2 separate regions of the Homo sapiens genome follow, and region 1 is linked to region 2. The links are chromatin loops, found by intact Hi-C in ENCODE. Cell type or tissue: chondrocyte. All regions are shown on one strand. Links, peaks and the distances in the headings refer to the core of each region. The heading gives the core; the rest is flanking DNA.

What was found. Hi-C counts contacts between places; a loop is a spot of excess contacts. Peaks named below come from ENCODE experiments on the same cell type or tissue, not always from the same donor. Only the 100,000 strongest peaks of a DNase experiment are listed, where the experiment ranks them.
Region 1: a loop joins it to region 2, with 4 times the contacts of the local background. A loop is called at or near these places in 11 of 110 quality-filtered maps.

The regions. Positions count from the first base shown.
Region 1 is chr9:109,635,671-109,644,433 of GRCh38, reverse strand. It overlaps a transcript of PALM2AKAP2 not described here. Among named protein-coding and RNA genes, the nearest start is that of MIR3927, 130 kb to the right of the region's middle. In chondrocyte, for the core only: CTCF peaks have their summits at 3,866 and 4,098; DNase peaks (open chromatin) are centred at 3,543 and 4,103.
Region 2 is chr9:109,814,032-109,822,794 of GRCh38, reverse strand. The region is part of intron 1 of PALM2AKAP2 (PALM2 and AKAP2 fusion); the gene reads right to left. Among named protein-coding and RNA genes, the nearest start is that of PALM2AKAP2, 38 kb to the right of the region's middle. RefSeq lists enhancers at 5,398-6,597, 8,592-8,763. In chondrocyte, for the core only: CTCF peaks have their summits at 1,101, 4,498 and 4,725 (motif pointing right); no DNase peak of the experiment used is centred there.

The sequences.
Region 1 (8,763 bases), core at 488-8,487, 180 kb after region 2:
TGAATTTAATTCCCTCTTTTAATAAATGTTTATAAATATAAGTTGGTTACAGTAAGTAAGGGGAATGGAGTCCCTATTTCACTCATATTCAAAGTGGGCTTTTCTACCGGAGATGAAATCTGGGGAGTGTTTAGATTGAAGGGTAGGGGCAGTATTTGGCACAAGGGAAATGTTGTGAGACCCAAGGAGGGACAGGAAAAGATGATATTCTAAAAGGGAAAAAAGAAAGAAAAAGCTCACTATATTAAGTGATGTAGATTGGATGTCCCCCTCCAGGTATCATGTTGAGATGTAATCCCCAGTGTTGTACATGGGGCCTGGTGGGAAGTGTTTTGGTCCTGGGGGTGAATCCTGGGGATGGGGCCTTGGTGTTCACTCGCAATAGTGAGTGAGTTCCCCTGAGATCTGGTTGTTTAAAGTCTGTGACACCCCCGCCACCCCTTGCTCTTGCTCCTGCTCCCACCATACAACTTGCCAGCCTTCTGCTTCACCTTTCTCCATGACTGAAAGCTTCCTGAGGCCTCACCGGAAGCTGAGCTGACTCCTGTACCACACTTCTATACAGCCTGCAGAATCATCAGCCAATTAAAGCTCTTTTCTTCATAAATTACCCTGTCTCAGGTATTTCTTTATAACAATGCAGGAACAGCCTAATACATTAAGGAAGCAAACGAAGTAGGGCAGAAAACAGAGTTGGAAATTGGGAAGGTTAACCAGGAAGTGAGAACTTTGGAATGTTGCTTGGGAATGGGAAAGCTGAGGCCAAGTTGATTAGGGAGAAGGAGGCTAATTGAGGCAGTAATTTGGATCCTGTGGAGCAAGAAGAATGTGATGAGGAAGGTCTTTGTTCACAAGGAGTTCCAGGTGTGAGCTTAGCACACCTGGAGGAAACCTTAGCCAGGAGACTCAGAGGGAATGTGGGAAAAAGCTGAGGACCTTTGTAAACTTACCAATCCTGTGTGCTGTTCCAGTTATTGAGCACCCAAGTGCTAAGTCTGGGAGAAACATATCAAATATTAGATTATCCATGTGAGAGCATAAAGATGAAAGTTGCTGCCCTGGCAAATGACCAGGCTCTCCTTTAGCGCTACCCAGTGAGAGGACTAGATCTATGTTCAGTCTCTTGTAAAGGACAGTCTCCATGTCTAAGAAAATGACAGTGAGGAACAAGAATGAAGTGTGCATCAGGCCGAGTCTGTTCCGTATATCCAAGCCTGCTGTGGCTTCTTGCTAGTTCTCACATCAACAGTGGTATCTTGGGAATTATGTTACTCTCAATTGCCCTTCAGGCATTGTCTTTCCCTTTCTTTCCTTCCTTCCCTCCCTCACTCCCTCCCTCCCCCTCTTTCTTTCTTTCTTTCTCTTTCTTTCTTTCTCTTTTTCTTCTTCCTTCCTTCCTTCCTTTCTTTCTTTTTTTGAGATGAGGTTTTGCTCTGTCACCCAGTGCAGTGGTGCAATTATAGCTCAGCGCATTCTCAAACTCCTGGGCTCATCAAGACTTCCTACCACCTCTGTCCTCAAAGCACTGAGATTGCAGTCATGAACCACCACACCATGTATTTCTTTATAAATTAAAAAAAAAAAAAAAAGACTGGGCATGGTGGCTCACACCTATAATCCCAGCAAGACCGGGGCAGGAGGATTGCTTGAGCCCAGGAGTTCAAGACTAGCCTGAGCAACATAGGACAATCCCGTCTGTATGAAAAATTAAAAATTAGCTGGGCATGGTTGTGCATGCCTGTAGTCCCATCAGAAGGCTGAGGTGGGAGGATTGTTTGAGCCCAGGAGGTCAATACTGCAGTGAGCCATGATAGCGCCATTGCACTCCAGCCTGGGTGACAGAGTGAGACCCTGTCTAAAATGAAGAATAGCTTGGTGCCAATCCGAAACCCCAATAAATGCTGTAGACTGTAGTATTAGGTTGGTGCAACAGTAATTTGCGGTTTTTGCCGTTGAAAGTAATGGCAAAAACTGCAATTACTGTTGCACCAACCTAATAATAATAGATAATATTCATAGATAATAGATGATATTTATTGAGCTTATTTTATGCCAGGCTCTGTTCTAAGAACCTTATATGTGTATGTATCAATTTACATCATTAACTTCCTTAATGTTCACAAAAAGTACATGAAATAGTTACTATTATTATTCCCATTTTCCAGATGGGGAAAATGAGGCCCAGGGAGATTAACATCATTCAGCAAAGTGTCAGAAGCCTCAAACCAGCCAATCTGACTCTAGAGCCCAGCTCTTAAACATGACACTAGTTCCTTAAATTTGTACATATCTTACAATTTACAAAGCCCTTTGGAAGAGATACAGATATTACATGATCCTCTCAATAATGCTTCAAAGTGAGTAAGGAACATCTTTGTTTCCATTGCAGAGATAGGGAAACTGAGGCTCAGAGACATTCAATTGCTGGAGTAGGAAATCAATAACAGCAGTATCAGGCTAGGTGGGGCCTGAAATCCATGACTGTGACTCCTACAATGCTACACCATCTCTCACTTCTGCTTTAGCAGCCTTTCTGAGGATTAAATTGCATCTACACAATCAGATACGCAGAGGGATAAAGGCTGCATCTAAGGTTTCTTGGGTTTGGTACGAAGGTCCTGATGTCTGAAAACATGACTTTATCTCTAACTTGAAATATGATTTCAGACGGCCTCAATGTCAAGGAGTAGTGTGGGAAGAGAACGGAAGAGGAGAAGCTGACCAAGTGAGCGGGATCTAATAGCTGGCTCCAAAAATGACCCTTCCTTGGAGTGGCTGGCTGTCGCCTGTCAGAGTGGTCCTGCTGTGGCAGCAGCTCGAGAGAGTGTCCAAAAAGCAATGTAGGGATGCAAACACAGAGAAGAGAGGAATCCTAGACCAGACCCACAACCGGAGCCCTTTATTTAATGTCTTTTCTGGTTAATGCCTCTCTTGTCTTCCCCACCCATCCATGCCGTATTCACGGTGCCAAACGTTGTAATTCCACTCCGGGCTGCCGCCAATATGTTTGTCTTATTTCTCCAATACCCCAGGAACAAATCAATTCTTTTGGGTCTTCTGATGGTTTCTAGTAGCCAGGACATTGCAGCCCTGGCTCATATTACCCACTAACTCATCCTTCCATTACACGCTTCACACTGAACCGCGTTTGCTTCCGATCCGCAGTGACCCCCTCCCTCTTTTTTTAACTGCAGTCCAATAATGCTGACATGGTTAGGAATCGGAAGTCATGGCTATTGCGGCCAACTCCCCGATAAGCGGAAGCTTGGGGCAGAGATAGGAAAGCCTAGAATATGCCTCCGTCCTTAGCAACATCATCTACTCCCCTCACTCGCCCCCCAGGCCCTGCTAGCCAAGGGGCAGCCGCAAAAACCACGCCACCCGGGGCTCCCACCCCTTGCCTCCTGCCGCCGCGGCGGCTGCTATAGAAACACCAGGCGTACACACGGGGCTGAAATTAAACACCCATCCTGGACGCGGACCCGAGCGGGATCTGCCTGCCGCCGCGGTCACCATGGCAACATGCCGAGAGGAGAGCAGCTGGCGGCGCGGCTCGGGGATACTCACTCCATCGCGGGGCTCCGCGGCCGGGTGCGCTGCTGCGGGGCTCACCGGCGCTGCTCGCCTCTCCCGGAGCCGAGTGCACTGGCCGCGCCGCGCGCGAGGTGGAGCTGGGAGCCGTCTCCCCTCCCCACCCGCACCCCCTCCTCCCCTGGAGGGTTGAAAGTGAATGCTCAGGCTCTCTCAGCTCCCAGCCTGCGAATAAAACGGGAAGCAATTGGATAATGTTGTTCGCTGGGCGCTAGACAAGACACCCCACTTCAGGGTTTCGGGGAGGGAGCGCGCTGGCAGCTGGCGTCGGGTGAGGTGCCCACCAGCGCGCAGTGCCGTGCGCCCTAGGCGCCAGGTGCGCCGGCGGCTCCCCTGGGACTGGCGGCGCGGCGCGGAGCCTGGGGAGAAGGGTGGGTGGGGGAGCAGGGCGGCTGCGGCTGGTGGCACAGCCCAGAGGGCATAGGCAAACGGTTGAGTCATTGGCAAGGTGGCAGCTCTCGCCGCTTAGAAGTTGCAAGAAGCGTCTGGCCTCTGCAAGCAGCAAGGACTGCCCCCAGTGGGCTGGGCATGGGTTCAGAAACGCCATTGTGCCGGCCGGGCGAGATCCCTCTGAGTTTCCCAAGCAAAACTCCAGCTATCTTGAAGCGCCTTAATGCGGCGTTTCACCACCTTGGCGACCCCATGCCCCTTTCCGTTTCACTCCAAATTCTGCGTGTTCCCGCCTGCCAGGAAGACATTGTCCAGGGTCAGTTTCCCTAGTCTGCTATTTGAAAACAATAGCTATATTGACTATGGTTTCCCAAATTACCACGGCCCCGGCCCCGCGGTAATAAGCCACCTGGAGTACGCACACCCTGCCTCCACCCCCTCTGAGAATCCTCTACTCCTAACGGTTTCCAGAGCAGGGACCTGGTTGTCATCCAGGTGTCCTGCACCTGCTACAATACAGAGTAGATGGGACAGCTTCAGGCTTTTCTTCTATCTTGCAGCCGGGTCCCTCTGTGAGTCGGTGTCTGCCAGGTGCTGAAAACGCAGCACCAAGCATAAGCATAGCCATCACAGTCCCTGCCCTGCAGGAGCTCACGGGTTAAAGTAGAAAGGCAAAGCACAGATAAAGACAAAAATAAACATATCGTCACAGGCTGAAAATATTGCTATAAAAATTAAGTAATTAGATGCTGTGATGAATGTTCTAGAATTAATTTTTGGTGATGATTGTGCAACTGAACATACTGAAAGCTATTGAATTATACACTCTGGGTGAATTTTGTGGTCTATGAATTATGTCTTAATAAAGACGTGTTTTTTTAAAAAAATGCTTTGATGGAGAATAAAAGGGAAGTGGATGTGCCTAGGTAGGTGTTCAGGGAAAGCCTTCCTGAGGGACTGGGGTTGAAAGGGGAGAGGGCTCAGATATGCAAGCCACAGGGCTAGGGCTTTCCTGCCAGTCAACTCTGTATGGTGGCTCTAGATGGGAGACTGCTCCATATGTCAAGGGGCTGGGAAGAGAACCGTGCAAAATGTTCTCAGTGGATTCACTGCTCCTCGTTTTCCTCAGGAGAGTGAGATGCAAAGTCAAACCCAGTGAAGATTCAAAGAGCTGTTTTGTGGAAGGAAATTCTGTATCAACTCCAGGTTTCCCTTCACAGAGAAATTCTATGTGAATTCGGAGATCATAAAACCCTCCCCCAGTCCATGTCCCTTTCCAGTTGCATATAGGATTAAGTTCATGTGTGAATAATTAAGAGGCTTAAACAGGAAAAAGATGTGCTTTTGTGTCTTAAAAGTTCAGAGATAAGCTGTCCTGGGCCAGTTTATCAGCTCAACTCCTGAAAGAGCAAAGAGATCCAGGCTCCTACAAAACATTGCTCTATCATATGTGGTCTCCCTTCCTAAAATTGTTTCATGGTCCAAGTTGGCTGCTCTGGCTCTAGCCCTTATGTCTGCATTCCAGCCAACATAAATGTGGAAAGAGGAAAGAAAAGTAGGTAAAGGAAGCACGCCTGATGCCTCTTAAGAAAGGCTCCCAGAAGCTGCCTCAGGACACTTAGATCTCCTTGGCCAGAATTCAGTCACATGGCTACATTCAGTTTCCAGGGAGAGTAGACAAAGAAGTCTTTACTCTGCATAGTCATGAGCCTATCCAAAAGTTGAGACCTCCATTCCCATGTAAGAAGGGGAAAATTGGTATGGGGGACAGACAACCAGTAATCTTTGCCATTCTCCTCAATGCTTAGCGTTCTGGCTTCTGCCTCCCCCATGCCGCTGCCACTGCTCCCTGTAAAGTCCCCAATGCCAAATGGATATGTCTCAGTCCTCTTCTTATGTCATTTTAAAGCTGTGTTGAACATTTTAACAGCTCCCTTTTGTTTTTGATTTTTTTACTTGAAGTCAGGTTTATTCAGGTATAATTTATAGGCAGTGGAATTCACCCTTTGTAGGTGTACAGGCCTATGAGTTTAGATACATTATGCAATCATGTAACTACCACCATAGTCAATATATTACATGACCATCACCCCCAAACAGTTCTTTTAAGTCCCTTCATAGTCAATCCACTCCTCCTAACTCCAGCCTCTGGCAACCACTGGTCTCATCTCTGTTCTCATGATTTTGCTTCTTCTAGAATATCATATAAATGGAATCAGACAGTATGTAGCCTTTCATGTTCAATTTCTTTCACATTGCAAATGCTTTTGAGATCCATCCATGTTGTGTATATAGGTAGGTAGGTCCTTTTCATTGATAAGTACAGCTTTCAATTGTACAGATGCACCACAATGTGTCTATCCATTCACCACTTGAGGAATATTTGTTGTTTTCAGTTTATGGCAATTATGAAATAAAACTGCTATAAACATTCATGTACAGGTCTTTATGTGAATAAATGTATTCTTTTTGGGGTAAATATTTAGAGTCATCCCTTCCATCTTGAAACAGTCTTCTGTGACAACACAGTACCACACCTCTCTAGCTACCCCTTCTATTTGTCTCTTAAATCTTGGTGTTCTGGAGGATTCTTGCCTAAATTCTCTTCACTTCTCACTCTACATACCCTCCTCGAGCAATTTCATCTACTTTTATGGCTTAACTTAACCACCAATATGATGCTGACTTCCAAAACTAAGTTTGTCGTCCAGATCATGCTCTTAAACTTCAAAACCGATTCCCAAAGGTCATTGTAACATCTTCACAAACACCTCAAACCCAGTATGTCCCAGAAGCACTTGTCATTTTCACCTATAAATCTCTCCCTAATAACCTGCCCCCTATCCTAATACCAGAAAGGATGTAAGGCCTCACCCAAAAATCTGGGTGTCTGTCTTGATTTCTAACCATCCTGACCTCCCATATCCAGTCAATGAACAAGATTTATCCAGGCTATCCTCTAAATAGTCATCAAGGCCATTCACTTCTCTCCAACCCCATTGCTATTGTTAAAAAAGCCTCTCTCGGCCTCCTTGCCCCCAGTCACATCCAAAGCAACCCACTCAACCCTACAGCCAGAGCAAACTTCCAAAGACACTAATCTGATCATATCATCCCCCTGCCTGAAACCTTTCAAGGGCATTTCTTAACTTTAATATAAAGGTTAAATTGAGTTTTAGGTACATCCTAAGTTTTTTAAAGTTAGTAGACTGACTATTACAATTTTCAAATGCAATAGGAAAATAAGAAAAATTCATTTTATAGGGCTGGGTTATGCCTTATTAAGAGTCACAAATATATTTTCTGCTATATTAACTGTAGAAAAAAAATAACAGACTGTAGAGTCAAACAGACTTTTATTAAAATTCCAGCTTTACATTTACTAGCTTTGTGAACTTGGATCTATTACTTAACCTAAGTCTCAGGTTTCTTTACCTATAAAATGAGGGCAATAATACCTATCTTTAAATGTTGTTTTGAAAATTAAACACAAAGTGTATTAAATGCCTAGAACAGAGTCTGGTACTTAGTAGATACTCAATAAACAATAATCTAATTAGCTAATCCTCATCATCATCCTCATTACATTGCAATTTTCCCTGAAATTTCAAACATTTTAATAGCTATATCTTTATTTATCTTCATGATATCCCTTTGAAGAAAGGAAACCAGTACAGATAACAGACACTGAGAAGACCAATTTGTTTATTTTCGTTAATGAAGTAAGAATGTTAGCCCAGGTAATCTATTTATTTACTTAAAATAATATAGATTCTACTGGTAAATATAGCATAGCTATCTACATCCATTAGTCTATTTGTGAACTATATGTTATCACTAACGGTGTTAGTCCATTTACATTGCTATAAAGGAATACCTGAGACTGGGTAATTTATCAATAAAAGAGGCTTATTTTGGGTCACAGTTCTACAGACTGTACAGGAAGCATGATGCTGGCCTCTGCTCCTAGTGAGGTCTTAGGAAGCTTACACTTGTGGTAGAAAGCAAACGGGGAGCCAGTATATCACATGGCAAGAGTGGGAGCAAGAGAGAGGGAACAAGAGAGAGTAGCGGTCCCAGACTCTTAAACCACCAGATATCGCATGAACTAACAGAGCAAGAACTCACTCATCACCAAGGAAATGGCTCTAAGCCATTCGTGAGGGATCCACCTCCATGATCCAATACCTCCCACTAGGCCCCACCTCCAACACTAGGGATCACATGTTAACATGAGATTTGGAGGAGACACACACTCAGACCATATCAGCTACAAAGTAGCAGAGTATGACTATGCAGATACATGGGTACACATTCTCTAATAGTTAATTCATTAGCTAGTTAATTAGTGAAATCATAGTTAATTCATTAAGCTGAGTTCACTGAGGATCCTTTGCACACCAAGTACATATTAATGCCTCTCTAACCTGGAAGTCAGTAAATTAACAGCTCTTCCTATCTGAAATGTAGTTTAGAATTGGGAAATAAGCAAAACAATGATATCATAAAGTCCATGCTAGAAGCACTTATTCTTACTTTCTTGAGGTCATAAACTTCTGATGAAAAACACACAGGTGGCACAAACCCACATTTTGCTGAAAATATCAGGGCATTTGCTGATGCTCTGAAGCTCATCCCTTGTCCATGGACCTTGGGCTAAGTTCTTCTAGTCTGAAATTTGCAATTTCCTTGCTTATATGTTGTTTTATATTCATCCTGCAATTATCCTATAGGACAGTTATTTATTATCATCATTTTATAGATGAAAAAACTTAAGTTTAG
Region 2 (8,763 bases), core at 147-8,146:
CATGGAATCAACCCAAATGCCCATCAATGGTGGACATCAATGTGGTACATATACACCGTGGAATACAACACAGCCATAAAAAATAATGAGATCATGTCCTTTGCAGCAACATAGATAGAGCTGGAGGCTGTTGTCCTAAGTGAACTAACACAGGAACCAAAAACCAACACAACATGTTCTCATTTATAAGTGGGAGCTAAACACTGAGTATACCATGGACAAAAAGAAGGGAACAACAGACACCAGGGCTTACTTGAGGGTAGAAGGTGGGAAAAGGGTGAGGTCCAAAAAGTACCTTCAGGTACTATGCTTATTACCTGGGTGACAAAGTAATCTGTACACCAACCCCCCGTGACATGCAATTTACCCATATAAGAAATGCACACATATACCCCTTGAACCTGAAATGAAAGTTGGAAGAAAAAAGGAGGAAGAAATACAGAGGCAGGAGCTGGGAAGGAGAGAAGGAAAGAGAGATGGATGGATAGATGGATGGATGGATGGATGGATGGATGGATGGATGGATAGATGGATGGGGAAGATGGGAAGAGAGATGAAAGAGAGAAAAAAAATCTAGTGACTTTTTGACGCTTTCCTTAGGCCTAGTCACATTTCTGTTTTCGATTCTGTGGGGCACCCCTGTGCCCTTATAACAATTCCCTCCCCTTTTTCCTTGAGCTAGCTCATGCTGTCTCTATGCCTTAGAACCCCAGACTCCTAACTAATACATTTCTCATGTAACATGCAATGATAAGTCTGGTATTATTTTACCCTTCAAATCTGATTAGCTGCATGGGCAGTGGATGAATAAGAGAAGGGCATCCAGGTCTCAAAGGAAAAACATTAACTTATGAAAAACTGTTTTTTTCATTACAAAAAATTCCTTTGGTCCCAAAGTGCTTATTATAAGCAATGGAATCTGAGGCATTTGATGTTTTTGACACAAGAAGATCAGTTTACAAAGATCCCTAAGAGAATGGGCTCCCCATGAGGCAGAGTCACGTCCAGGGGGGAGATGAGGAGGAAGCAGGGCTGGAGCCTTGGGCAGCACAGGGCAGCTCCCTGTTTCATGGAGCCACCAGTCCCTTACTAGCCAGAGGACACAGGGGGAGCCACCTTGTCAATTTGCTGGGGTTCTATTAACACCCTCCATCCATCCCAGAGTATCTTTCATATGGTGATGTCTTGAAGGCAGAAACATGCCTTTCTCACCACTATATTCCCACCACTTCAAATATTCTCTAACACAGAACAGGTACATAATATTTGCTCAATGAATGCATGAATGGATACACCATGGACTCTGAGGGATTCTGAAATGAGGTAGACCCCAGTAGCTCAGTTACAAAGGCTCTATAGTGGAGGGTGGACATTCATTTGACTAGATAATATGAATGTGCTTTCAGTCAGCCATTCAAAGACAATTATTATTATTATTTTGTTGTTGTTGTTGTTGTTGTTTCATTATAATTTCAGTTCTAGGGTACATGTGTACAATGTGCAGGTTTGTTACATATGTATACATGCGCCATGTTGGTGTGCTGCACCCATTAACTCGTCAAAGACAATTATTAAGCACCTACTCTACAGACTGAGACATCAAGTGGCCTTGCTGTGGGTTGCACCTGGTCCCACCTGGCAGCTCACAAGGCTGCCACCTCCACTGACAGTGATAGAAGTTGGGAATGGAACCCATGCCTGGTATGGGGACAGGGGAGCACTTTCAAAATGACTGGAAATTGAGAAGACTAAAATAGATCTACTTATTAGACTGAAATCAGGATGCTGTGTTATATCTAGAAGTTCCTGGGCGTAGTTGGGTGCCCAGCTGGGAGAAGCTTCAGGCAGTAGACTCTAAAGTAAATGAATTCCAGCTTGCTGCACTAATTGAAATATCCAGGTGGCTTCCATGGCTGCCCCAGGACAGAAATGGTAATGAAAACCAGATCTACAAAGCCACCGGTATATGTTGTGCAAACTGCTGTTCAAAGGAAAAGGTCATATCCACTCCAGTGCCTCTAGTGACTTTTTGGTGCTTTCCTTAGGCTCCAGTCAACCCATGGATTCTCCCAACGACTACAACTGAAGGAGACATGGAGTTTCTGATGTATTGGGCATAAGATCTGCTCACAAGCCAGAACTCAGACGCCAAGGAAGCAGCTAACATCACCAGCCCCTGTGGCAAGTCACTGTGAGTGACTGGAGCTGGTGGCATCTTGAATAAGAAATGTTTGGGTCATCTCCTTTTAAGGTTCCAAGAAACTCTGAGATCTGTTGGCCCTGAACAATTTTATCTCCTTTGCCCAAGGGCCTTAAGCTAACAGTTGGCAGGAATGGGGCTGAGACTGAACCCTAGAACATTGCAATAAACTAACACAATGGACTGAGGTGACGGCATCTCACCACTGGAGCATCCCAGACAGACATACATGAGGGGACACACTGGGTGGATTTCCTCTCCAATTCTCTTTTGAGAATGTCTTCAGAGTAAATGTGCAACGAGACTGAGGATTCAGGTTACCACTGAAACTTCAATCACATTGGCATGTTTGCCTCCAGATGGCATAAATTAACTTTCAAAAATTAGATTTCAAAGAGTTCTAAGTCTGACTAACTTAATTTTTTAATTATATAAGTAATATATGAATCCAATTTTGATATTCAAATTCTAATAATACAGAAAAGACCATTGTTCCTTTTCCTCACCTCCTTTACATAAGGTATGTGTAAGTCTATTTTCTTCATGTCAGTACATACTGATCTATTTTACTACTTGTAACTGCTGCATCATATTCCATACTCCGAACATATCATATTTAACCATTTTCCTGTTTTCCTATTGAATTGTTCCCAATTTTTCATGATTATAAACACCTTCTGGTCCTTGTTTCTTTGTGCTCATGCTCTCACTTCAATTTTAACATTTTAAAAAGCTTATTTTATGATGAGTGGTGATCTCACAATGCCAAACAGATCATGACAGTTTATTTCAACTCAGGGTGGCTGATCTTTGTATATGCAGTGCTATGGAGAAAGGAAAAAGAGCTTAATACATATAATACACACACACACACACACACACACACACATACACACACACACATAATTAGGCCTTTATTTACGTGTGTGTGTGTTCAAACCCTTGGCAGAGCTCAATGATGTATGCAGAAGGAGCAGCCACTGAAATGTGTGTTGTCTTGCATCCTGTGCTTCTGGGGGGCCACTCTGTCCATGATAAGGTAAAAGAAAATGATAAGGTAAAAGACATAAATGGACATATAAGATCATATTGGCCACGTCAAAATCTCATTCCCTAACCTGAGAACCTAGAAAAGAGTTATTGCTCTTCCCAGGTCTCCCTGCCACATAAGCAGCTAATGAGGCATTATAGAAACTTGGCAAGTCCTTCCGGAATCAATTTGGGTCTTTCAACTTTGTTGCTCGCCCCCTATCTTCATTTCTCATCTGGATTACACGAATGTAAAAGCCTTTGTGAAATTTCCTTTAAGATGAATTTTTAAATGTATTCTATGTCTTGAATAAATTTAGTTATGATTGAATAACTCAGAATTAAACTATGTTGGATAGAATATTACAACCCAATGTCAATTTGCCATCACCTATATTGCTCTAAAATAATTTTTCTTATAAGATGCTCTGCAGGAGTTTTCACCTGTGGGGGAAGGAGTCAAATATTTCAGCATTACTAATTCATCTGTTCGCCTCTCACTTCTAAAGCAAAATGTATTTTTTCTCAAATTGGGACTCTGCAAAGGATTTTTTTCCAATGGAAAGATGCCTTCGTGTCATTCTTAGTTTCTCCTTTTGACTGGTTACAAAAATGAACTTGTAACCTACATGGTCATTTCTATGGCAACTGGATGTTCCAAGTGAAATACTGAATTTGGAGTTCTCTGAAGAACTAGAAAGAAGAGAGTCTGTGCCACAGACAACATAAAAGCTCAAGTTTTAATGATATTACCAGGCCTGTCAATGTAGGTGTTCACTGGTACCTAAGTCTTATTTCGAAAGTACAGTGAAATAAAGTGTCAAAACCATGCCAGGCACGCCCGTAGTCCCAACTACTCAAGAGAAACCCTTAATCCCAGGAGTTTGAGTTCAGCCTGGGCAACACAGTGAGACTCCATCTCTAAAAATAAAAAGTATACATGGCTTAGCATTTTTGAGGTTTTTCCTTAAAAAGCAAATTTAGCAGGTAGTATGTTTAATGAAAAGTTTTTATGTTTTTTACCTTCTTATCAATACAGATACAGAAGCATCATAAAACCAATGTTTAGCTAAATGAATTTTTATAAGGCAAACACCTTTGTAATCACCACCCAGTTAAAAATAAATAGAAATTGCTAGCCACTTCCAGAAGCCTCTCCATGTGCCCCACGCCAATTTTAATCCCTCTTCTTCCACTCAAAAATAACCACAGCTTCAGTTTCCATGTTATTGATACCCATAGCTCCTATGTTTATAAGATGCTATGATTCAGTCATTTTTTTCACCATTAAAAGATTATTTGTATTCAAGGGCTGACTTGTCAAAAAAAAAGAGATTGTGTAGCAAGTACATTTTTCGAAAGGCTTATTTATACCTTTTCTGTTTCGCTGCTACCCAGATATAATAAATACATTCATTAGCGTACACTATTTTTAAATACCTTGCCTCATTCCAAAAATATGTGCGGGGTTGAACACATGCTAAGAAATTCCCTCCACTAGGAGGCGCTACATCCCTTATGTCCTCAGACAGCTGGGAAGACTGCGCTTAATGTAACTCAGTTATCAGCGCATTTCTATGAATGAAGTCACAGAGGAACATGTGGGAGATCCACTTAACGACTTCTTTACCTTGCTGCATATCACAAAAAGGCTCACTGGTTGCCAGAAGTCCTGGTGAGTGGCAGGTTCCAAGAGTGAACTGATATTTCAACAACTACTTTTCCACTAACAACCTAAATCCATGAAATTGAGGGAGGGGGCCAGGAACATTTGGAACAAAGGGGCCCTGTTTCCAAGCGTAAATAAAATACAGCTGGTTTACAGCTGTGCTACCTTCCTCGCTGCAAGTCAAGTCATAAAACAGAATGAAACTTTCAGTAGTCACCGCTGTGAGGTTAGGGAATTCTGAGCATCCCTCTGGGCTCTAAGGTGACCAACTATTTGCTTTCTGAATTTCGTTTTTCAACCCATAGACACTGTATGGCTCATCAGAGAGGCAGATTTCCACTGCAAATTTACACAAGCCTAGACTGTCTATTTTTACACAATTGTTTGTTGTTTGCTTTTGTTTTTCAGATCAAAAAAATCTGAGGAATAGAGCTATGAAGACATCTGAACTCTAATTATAGGGGTTTGAATTTTTTAGATTAGACGTGCTACCCTTGTGACTCACAGTGATGTGCATTTCCCTGGTCTGATCATTAGCATACCAGGCAGGCTCAGATGCCCAGCATGTATCACAGATAGTAGGACATCATGCATATGCATGGGAAACTCCTAGCTCAAAATTGGCCTCTGATCAGACCAAAAGGCCAGTAACTGTGTCCAAGTAGCAACTCAACATCCACAAAGTGCCAACTGGAATGTTTTCCCATTTTAAGTGGGCACGGCAATCTAGACATTAACCAATAGACTTATAAGAATAGCTTGTATTGATTAAAGAAGCTTTATAATACATATTTTATTCCTATCATTTTATGTGCCTAAGATTTATTCCTTAAAATACTGATTCACTGATTTAGAAAACTCGGTAGGGGTAAATAAATCTGGTTGAATAAAGTTGAAAATAGACTACATCCTATAGTTTTTAAAAAAATATTAGAAGAGTATTTGTACCGCCTCCAGACAAACTGGTAGTTGTCCGTTGCATTTCAGACTCAATGAATATGGGCTCTTAAGCCAGATGGCATTAGGATCAGGAAGTGGGTTTGGCACTTTTCTTTCTCCTTCATGTCATTTCCAGACCATGACTCCTCTGCCCTCATGGAAAAAGTCTCATCTGTTCCCTTGTTCCCTCTCTCCTTAACTCTGTCCCCAGCTGATCTTCTGGTCACTTCCGTACATCCACTGATGACTTCATTCCTTGGCTCACAGGAGCTATATGAAATCCCACCATCATCCGGGGTGACTTCAGTGTTTGTGTTCATGACTCATTCAACCCTATTCCCACAGTTTCCTGAAAACCTCAACTCTGATGACCTTGATCTTCACTCTCCTCAACGATCTGCACTCAGGGCTGAAATCTGGCCTCATCACTAAATGTGGAACTGTTTAGGTGCAGCGGCCCAGACTCCAACCACAGCCTCGCCTCTTTCCCTGTCTCTCACTGGCTTGTCCTCACACCTCTGCTCTTGGGTCTTTTCAAATCTTCTAATCTCCAGCTTCCTCTATCTTATCCCAGTCCATCATAGCCCTCCTGTCTTCATTTTTATGTCTTTTCGCCTAAGATCATGTGAACAATCCATTCCAATCACTGCACTGTCTTCCTATATCCTCAACAATCTTGCCTCCTCGTCCTTTGGCTACATCCAGGTATCTGGCAAAAATCCCAAATGAGAGCTAAGCACAGTCTCATTTCCCAAGATCAAACACCTACATAAGGTGCCCTGGAGTGTAGGAGAACGACACTACAAATCTGTGGTCTCCAACCTTATCTGAGCTCTCAACACTGTCCAGGGATCTTTGTACATGTTCCTTGTCAACTCTCTAGCTTCAGTTAAAGATACTTTCTCCCCAGGACAAGCCCATACTTAGCATAAATAGAACATCAATATCTTTTTTGTTTGTACATAAAAAGGCTAATAACCAGTACCTTGAATTCCATCATGCCCTGACCTCTCAGGGACCCCATACCATCATTTATCCTCCACTCACCTGCATTTCACCTCTTTCACTATTTTCTCCTAACTCCTTCACCTAAGAATTTAGACTTCCTCTTCTTAAAACAATCCATGCAAATCCTATGCCCTCTCTAGCTAAGACTTACTTCTCTTCTTTCCTTCACAGCCACACCACTTAGGGAGACAAAGACTTCATTTAATCCCCAACTTCCTCTCAGCTGAACTCCACACTCCACAACCTCACTGAACCTGCTTTTCCATTCTTGTGAGGGCCACCAGTTACCTTCTAGTTGGTATGTTCAATGGACACTTTTTAGAATGTGTACCATTGCCTGTCAGTGGCATTTGGCACCATGCATCACTCCCTCCTTCCTGGAAAGTTCTTTCATCTTCACCTACCCCCCTGTTTCTGTCTACCCTGACTCCCCTTCTGCTTCCCTGGCTTCCCTCAGCACAGTGAGTCACCAGGTTGACCTTATATTTTGCATTCTTTCCCTGGATAGCCTCATTCACATCCATGGCTAAAGTTACTATTTGATGCAGATTTACTGAAGTCCCCAAAACCAGATCTCCTTCCTGAATTCCATACCTACATGTTATTTCCTATCAGGCATCTCACATGTATATTCCGAAGGTATTATGATCTCAACATGTCCAAAATAAACTCATCACTTTTCCCCAAAATATGTCCCTCTTTCCATGTTCAACATCAACCATCCCCTTGTCTATGCTGGAAACATGGCTATCAACTTTATTTCTCCATACCTCTCACCCTTTACTCAATCAGTACCAAGTTCCAGCAATTCAACCACATAACTATCAAATCCATGCCTTCTTCACCATCTCCACAGCCACTCTCTCATGTCAGTCTATCCCTATTTCATTCTTGGATCAGTATCAAGATAGCCACCTCTGAGTGGTCTTACTGCCCACTCCCCATCCCTCCCAATTCAAATTACTTCATATACTACAGTGGAGTACTCTCTCAAAAATGCATATCCAACTAGATCACTTCCTGAGAGATTCCCATGACCCACAGGATAAAATCCAAACTCTACCTAAAATGGCATACAAGACAGTCCATCTCTCCATCATTCTTTCTCACCATTCTCACCATTATCTCAAACCTTCCAATCCAGTTACAGGGAACTGCTTATGCAATGATATAGCTTAATGGTTGATAGATGAGTCTTGGTGTCAGATATACATGTGTTCAAAATTAAATTGCCACTTACTGGTTTGTGATCATGGACAAGTTACTTCTGAGAGCACCACATGCTTCTCTATCAGAGTACTTATTGTCCCACACCACCTTCTAAATCCTCCGTACTAGCCCATCTTTTCCACTGCACTGTCCTTGAATCCCTAGCACACAGAAGGCCATCAACACTTATTCTGCATATGAGTGAATCAGGAGAATGAATGGATTCTCCCAGTGACAGGAGGCTCACTTCCTCTGAGGTCTAAATATGGCATCTTTGCATCTGTTTGTTACAGAGTTCTTCAGATTCATCATCCAGATTCTTAGAATCCTGCCACAATCGTTCAGGCTCATATAGTATGTCTCGCCCTGTACTTTGATGGCTCTAGATTTTCTTCAGGTGAAAACTATATCATTGACACTTGTGCATTAAGTATATATTTAAAAGCAGGTGCATTTCCATTTCCATGTATCTACCGATAAGAAAGTATAGCCCTGCAATAGAACCATGCAGACGTTAGATGATGGTACAAGTGTGCACTATGTGCCTTCTTTTGTGTGGCATTTGCTTACCCACTGTGTCCCAATGTGAAACTGGGAGCTTCATTCTCATCAAGGGCATTACAAACCTTCACTGCAAACGGTAGTGGGAGCTGGAGAATGAGTCAAGTCAGCTCAGCAGTGGTATTTGCACAAATTCAAAGGGCCAAAG